Linked DNA regions of Homo sapiens: region 2 is linked to region 1. The links are chromatin contacts, found by Hi-C or POLR2A ChIA-PET in ENCODE. All regions are on one chromosome and are shown on one strand. Each heading gives the region's core, a stretch centred on a gene start or an enhancer-like site at or near the end of the contact. The rest is flanking DNA. Distances are from core to core; before and after follow the strand shown. Region 1 has its middle 37 kb from the start of LINC02295. Region 2 overlaps BCL11B (BCL11 transcription factor B).

Region 1 (3,366 bases), core at 452-2,951:
GTGCTGAGCAGCAGCCCTGGCCTCTACCCACTAGATGCCAGTAGCAGTCCCTCCTCCAGTTGTGATAACGGAAAATATCTCCAGGCATTGTCAAATGTCCCCTGGGGGCAAAATCGCCCTGGGTTGAGAACATTGCTCTAGGCAAAAGGCTGTAAGCACACAGGGACAGCCTGTGACTAGAGGGGCCTCAGCAGGAAACAGCCCAGAGAAGTCACTTGGGGCCTGCCGCAGTGCTTCCAGCTCAGGGGCAATGCCTGGCACACAGTAGGTCCTCAGCAAACTGGTGCCAAGCCTCCGTTGTACAACAGGGCTGTTGCAAGATACTCAAAGGATCTAGGTGTCAAAATGCTCTGCACTGGGCAGGGCTAGGGCCCTGTCAGACCACCGTCCCTTGGCCTAGGAGGCCACAGTGGGCACCACCTCCGGCCAGGCCATGGTGGGTGGCTGTTTATCTGTGTGTCCACAGCTGCCTACCAGGCATATTAAAGGCCATGAAATAAGGATGAGGCCTAGGAGGGGTAATTAAAGCCACGGTGACATTGATCTGCTGAGATTTCTGAGAGAGCCCAGAGCACACAGGGTGATTCTCCATCTTACCTCATGCAGGCCCAGCCTGATTGGCCCCCTGGGCATTGCTGGGGCCAAGGAACCTCACCTGTGGCCGGGAGACTCCCAGGGCAGAGCCACGCTGGCTTTAGAGGCTGTGCAAAACAGGAGGCCTGGGCCTGGGGGGCAGCCCAGCTGCTGCGCTTTGCCCTGAGAAGGCAGGAGCAGGCCAATCTATTAAAGACACAGGTCCCCATTCTCAAAGGTCTCGAAAGTTAACCTCTTCCCCTCCTAGGCCCAGAGACTCAGCCAGGTAGAGAACCTGAAATGCTCCAGGGTCATGCCATCTGCAGGGCAAGTCCATCTTTGCACATTGGCCCAGATGCCCACAAAAAGGTTGCAGTCTGGATGCAAATTAAGTCAACAGTTAATTCTTGACCCTCTACCCTGAGCTAGGAAGGGTGCTTACTTATAAAAATAGGAACATGTAATATTTTCTTGCAATAATAGTCTTTGCAAAGATGGACTCTTTGATCAGAACAATAATTGCATTCTTACTGTTATAGTTACCGATCAGTGTTTCTTTGTGATCATTTTAGCTTCAGTTTTACAATTAGCATAATGAATGAAATTAATTAATGTATGTTCAGAGTCAGAAAGAACCAACACTGGCTTTGGTTTTACCCATGACTTGGGCAAATCATTTGAGCATATTGTGTCTTCATCTCTCTATTGATAAATAGAGATAAAAGTAATCAGTGCCATAGATTGGAAAGGATCAAATGAAATGATTGCAAAATCACGAGCTTAGGAATCCTTAGTTCATTTGCTCCCTAGCTATATGTTAGATTCTTTCTTATACTTAAGATTATTACCTCCTCACAGTCCTGTGAAGTGGTCATCAGCCACGCACTTTACAGATGAGAAAACTGAGGCAGCAAATCCTTTCTGAGCTGTGATTCCATATGAGGAGACTCCATACCCACCCCATCTCAGAGGGGATTACTGAGGAGCTCACGCTGCAGGAAGCCCAAGTTATTTTTTGTCTTCCAGCTGCTAAAATCAGACAAGTAGAAGGCAGGTGCCCTGCCTCAAAGCCTGCGATTGCCTTCCTTCCTGCCTGCCCATGAACTGGCATGCACTGTACTTCGTTACATCATTGCAGCTTCTGGTCTTCCTTTGTGAAAACCTGGCCTGTTTTTTGCCCTCTTCCTTCGCCACACTGGTGGGGGATGGGAGCTGCCCCTCTGATCTTTGCACTGTAAAGGAAGTAGCAGCAACCCTATCAGATGGGAGGAGGGAGAAGTTTTCTTGGGGCCTAGAAAAAAAAATAGCCTGTCTCCCACACAAGTGGGGCACCTGCGGTGAGATCGCCGGTCTAAATATAAAGAGATGCTTTTTTTTCTCATGAGCTGTCTTGAGTGGTGTGAAAGATTCTTCCAGAATTTTGGAGAAGACGTACCTAACTAAAGTCCTAGAAAAAGCCCTGTCTCCTGTGATTTCTACCTGACTCTACCCTCTGTGTTTCTAAAGAGGGTGGTGCATGAGCTTTAATAGTGGAGAGCTGTGCACTGGCTGGAGGGTGGGAAATGCACATCTGAACACTGCTTCACATTAAATGCACTGCATTGCAAAGACCCTGATTAGAGAAAGGCTTGGAGAAATAAGTTACCAATTGTTGAATGCCCACGGTCTATGCGTCTGCTTACTTAATGTAGGTTTAATGTGAGTGCCATGAAGCCTCTTCTGGGTAATAGCAATCTTAGGCAACATTAGGGAACACTTACTGTGCATCGGTCCCTGGGCTGATCTTTTATTCCGGCCAAGGGGCCTCCCTAAGAAGAGTTTAGGATGACTGCTATGCACATTGAGGTTGGGTGACACACCCATGAGGGCATCACCCCAAATTAAACCTGGCCAGGCTGACAGCAGTCTGCCCTCAACAACTTGGTTGAAGAATGTTCTCTGCTTTCCATGCATGCCCTACTTGTGAACAACACCTAATTGATAAAGTGAAACTGTGTGTGGTTCTTGGTTGCCATATGTGTGGTCCACCTATGGAAAAGAAGAAAGACCTTCTCTTGAGACTTATTCTGTTCCAGCCTATAATCTTATAGTCATGATTCCAAAGAAGTTTTGCAAAACCAAAAGTAGTTTTTATCATTAATCTGGTGGTAAAACCTGACCTGAACTGATAGAACTAATATAAGGCTATTTATAGTCTTTATTTTTCTCATGTAATGTAAACAGTCATTTATTTCACTGCAAAAATGTTGTGTTCTATCCCTAAGTGCTGTCCTAGACTCCTCTGCAAGATGCTCTACGATATGTAATTATGAGACATATTATTTTAAATGTACCAAATTCTGATTTCTAAATTACATGTGGTTTCAAAGGTTTCTGAAAACAGATCGTGGGCCTGCAAACCAAATCTGTAGTCCCACTTTGAAGGTGTATCCTGTAGACACCCTTGGATAGTGGCAATTATAGGGGTCAGAGAGATCGATCAACCTCAACCCTAATTCTCGTTTATGAAACTAAAGTCTGTGGCATCCTCGGCCAAACTGGAACTCATTAGAGCCTCAGGTTGCCCAGTTACAAAGAGGAAAACAGCACCAGCTTCCTTGCAAGGTTTCTGTGAGATTATATACTTAAAGGTTATTCATGTATTGGCCATTGGGACACTCTAAGGTTGTCCATATTTGCAGATGTTCTTTGTAATGAATTTCAGAGTCAAGCACAAAGATGTAGTAAAATTTTCACCTCTTCCAAATTTGCTGTCCTGTGCTTGGAGTAGGACATGGCCCCTGGGAGCTTGGG
Region 2 (3,520 bases), core at 337-2,836, 1.1 Mb after region 1:
GTGAGCTGTGAGAACTCAACATCTCTGAACATCATTTTCTCATCTGCAAAGTGAGGAGAATAAAGTATTAGGGTTGCTGTGAGGGTTAAATTCAAGAAGGCACACATGCCCAGCACAATGCAGCACATAGCAGGCCCTCCATACACAGTCCTCATAAGGATCCTAGTGGCATGTATGAGGACTTGCTGATGGCAGAGCCCCCCAGAGCCAAGGCAGTGGAAAGCTCATTCGACCTCCCGTGGATGTCGGCAGAGGCAGCGTGGCTCCACAGGAAGAGGGGTGGCCTTTCAGGAGGCAACCAAGGACAAATCCCAGTTCTGCCACCCTGGCTAGCCACTCTCCCTCCCCAAGCCCTTGCTTCTCCATCTGCAAAATGGGGATGGTAACAGCTCCTGGTCAGCACCATACAAAGATGCTAAGCAGGCCTGGCCACATGAGGGAGCGGCTCAGTCCTCTAGCTGAGTCTCATCTACTTCAGCAACTTCTAAGTAGGGCCAACAGAGGGTTAAGCAAAGCCCTGGGTGAGCCTCTGGTGAGATCAGATTTCTGTGCCACGGAACTTGACCGCGTCCAGTAATAAACACTCAGGCTGATCTTCGATAGCATGGCCCCCCCAGTGGTTGCCGAGGCTGCAGCGCTAATGACAGGAAGCCACGAGAGCAAGGCAACCACCCAGACAGAGCAGGCACCCCCTGCTCAGCAAGCAGGGCCTTCCACAGACTCACAGAACAGATCTACTGAACCAGGACAGGAGGCCTGAGCACCTGGGGACCAGCACAGCCCAGAAAAGGGAGCCGGCGTCTTTGCAAGTGGTTCCGACTCCTTCCCAGGAGATTTTGGGTTTTGCTTTGTGCCTTTAAGGCACAAGTCCAGTAAGAAACCAGAACTCCCTTTTGGAAGCCAGATCCTATGATGTCACCACCTGTCACAGCAGGGAGGGTACACTAAAGCTCCAGGCCACCCTACTAGGGAGCTCTGGAGCCCAGGAAGCTCTGGACCCTGGAGCAGGGGCTGCCTGTGGCCTTTTACAGAGCTGTGGCCATGGCTTTTGCAGAGCTGTGGCTCCATCAGGGACCGCCTGTGGGGACAGCTTCAATTAAAAACACAACCTGCCCAATAAAAATAGTTTTCCTTTCACAATTCAAGTCGAGAGAAAGCCTGCAACATGCCTGGTGACAAAGCAGGGACCAATCAAATCTGCCCCAGCTCTGCACCCCCCTTCTCCTTTCCTGCCCCTGCCACAGAAACCAGGCCACGGCTGCTCACCACATGTGTCTGTGTCAGCATCCTGGTTTGCGTGGCCACAGTGCTTTCACGCCAGGCCCTGCCGAGATGCCGGGGGGACAGACTTGTGAGAGGGCCCTTTGCCCTTGAATTCCCAAGGACCCCAAGGATTCCCAGAGACCCTAGGCAGAATAAGATCTTGGGTTCCACTTGGGGAGAAGCAGGGCAGGTAGAGGCCAGTTTGTGTCACCACACCGGCCCATCTGCCCATCTGTAGAATGGGCAGCCACACCGCCCGCCCGGGAGAGCAGGATGAGTCGGCACAAACAGCTGTGTCTGGGTCTGGCCCAGAGCCGGACGCACAGCAGGTACTCAGCCCCCGCCCCCACCCCTCACACACCTCACAGTGTTTCACTCCCTCTCGTGGCCACAGCTTTTTAAGAGGCTCCTTTTGAGCCACTTTTTTTCTTTTTCAAAGCTAATGGGCAACACATTCTCCCAAAGAGAAACTCAGCATTTTGGACGGCTCCAGCAATGTACACAGTCAACCAAGGAATCTTCCCCTAGCCTGGTCTTGGCGGGGCAGGGGATTGTCTGGGGTGGGGGAGGGGGTGGCAGTGGCAAGGGCCGAAGAAAACCTCAGATGTTAAGTGTTATCCAATTAAGCTGTCGCTAAACAACCCAAAGAAGCGGGATTGGGAGGCTGGGGAATGCATTCTGGGAGCAAGACTCTCAGAACGGGTGGGGGCACCGTGGGGGACTCCTGACCGAGGGGCACCGGGCCCTGGCTCATAGTTCAGCGAACATTCTTTACCACTTCCCCTGGCACCCCAAAAAGCCTTCTGGGTGGGAGCTGCCCTTCCTCCCTGGGTCCCCACCTTGCTCCAGCGCTGCCCATGGCACACCCCGCCATCCCGGGGGCCCGCCCCCCACCGCGGCGTCGTCTGTTACCTGACAACTGACACTGGCATCCAAAGGGAGCCTCCGTCTGACCCTCACCCTGAGTCCCGTCACCCGAGACCGGGCGCGCGCTGCAGCACGGCAGGGGGAGGCAGGGCGGGAGAGCGCCCAGGGCACGCAGAGGTGAAGTGATCACGGATGAGTGAGGGTGGGAGGAGGCAGCTATGGGGGCCACCGCTGGCAGCTGGGCAGGCCTGCACGGCCCTGGAGAAAAAACAATAGAAAAGACTGGTCAGTCGGGCCCTGGACTGTGTGAGGGGCACGGGGTGGGACGGGGCTCGGGGCGTGGGGCTCTGCTCAGGCCACCCTTCGGGGGTGGGAGGCCCCCGGGGTGCCAGGCCCTGCAGGGAAGGCAATCGGGACACAGGCGAGGGAATGGGCTCGGGGAGGTGGGCAGGGGGCACTGGGGAGGGCCCGGTTTCCACAGCTGCCAGGCTGGGCTGTCGGGGAGGCAGGACCCCGCCTCTGGGGGCCTGGTGCAGGGGGCTGGGTGAACGGGGGCTGTGAGGACCCACTCTCAGGAAGGACCCCCCACGTGGGGGCCTCTGGAGCAATCAAATAGGTTCCATTTGGGGATTTGTTTCCAAAACTTCGGGCTACCCCTCCCTGGAAGAGCTGGGAAGCTCACAGCCTCCCCTGTTTGCTGTATCAGGATGGGCTGTTCCTACAGGCCCGGGACACCTTGGGTCCGCCTCCAGCCTTGGGTCCGCCTCCAGGTGTCTGGGCTCTGTTAGCCTCCTGTCTGGCAGACCACCAGCTGGGGGCTCTCTCCAGCCCCAAGCACTGAGCGTGCTGCACCCAAAACGCAATGCCCTTCAGAAGGCTTTCACACCCCCCTACCACACCCCAAGAAAACCCTGGCGCTGCTCACCCCCTCCTAACGTCTCGGCCTGGCTTGGGAGGCCTCCCGCCATGTGACAGCAAGGACACAGGGCCAGGGCCGGCCCCGCCTCTGCCCAGCCCCACAGCTCGCTCAGCTCCACAGCAAGGCCTGCATTTGATTTAGCCGTTTATCTTAAATGGCTAAGAGACCACCAGGGCAAAACATTTGTGTGAAGCCCTTGCCAAAACCACAAGTGAAGAAGCCCAAATTCCCTGGGTAAATAATTGAGCAGGGAAGCATCAGAGAGACAAAAAGGAAACGTCAACAAGAGGATGGGCAGCTGGGCCCAGCCGGCTTTGCCAGGGAGGCCCAGCACAGGTCTGCACGGGTGGGAGTCTGCCCACTCCAGGGCCCCCACGTGGATTCCCCCATCGCAAGGAGAGCCACAGGACCCTGCAAGCCACCAGGAGCCAGGAGCCTGTCAGTCTTCATTGGACTGAACTTCCTAACACA

What was found. A loop is a pair of places that touch in the nucleus more often than their neighbours do. ChIA-PET counts read pairs that join two places held with the same protein, here RNA polymerase II (POLR2A). Pooled maps may share reads with other maps.
Region 2: a pooled map shows a loop between it and region 1 (2.0-fold over the local background). The contact joins two enhancer-like sites. A Hi-C loop is called at or near these places in 5 of 50 pooled maps. POLR2A ChIA-PET finds 5 or more read pairs at or near these places in 10 of 52 experiments (CD4-positive, alpha-beta T cell, CD4-positive, alpha-beta memory T cell, CD8-positive, alpha-beta T cell and 6 more).

The regions. Positions count from the first base shown.
Region 1 is chr14:98,171,775-98,175,140 of GRCh38, forward strand. No RefSeq gene overlaps it. Among named protein-coding and RNA genes, the nearest start is that of LINC02295, 37 kb to the left of the region's middle. Within about 2 kb of position 1,702, at least 4 of the 41 ENCODE cell types and tissues checked have a DNase peak (open chromatin) inside an H3K27ac peak, as active enhancers do; they include CD4-positive, alpha-beta T cell and CD8-positive, alpha-beta T cell, where a contact is called at or near this core.
Region 2 is chr14:99,229,170-99,232,689 of GRCh38, forward strand. It overlaps BCL11B (BCL11 transcription factor B), which reads right to left. Exons shown (of 4, transcript NM_138576.4): 3 at 2,176-2,388. Among named protein-coding and RNA genes, the nearest start is that of BCL11B, 41 kb to the right of the region's middle. RefSeq lists an enhancer at 170-1,068. Within about 2 kb of position 1,587, at least 5 of the 41 ENCODE cell types and tissues checked have a DNase peak (open chromatin) inside an H3K27ac peak, as active enhancers do; they include CD4-positive, alpha-beta T cell and CD8-positive, alpha-beta T cell, where a contact is called at or near this core.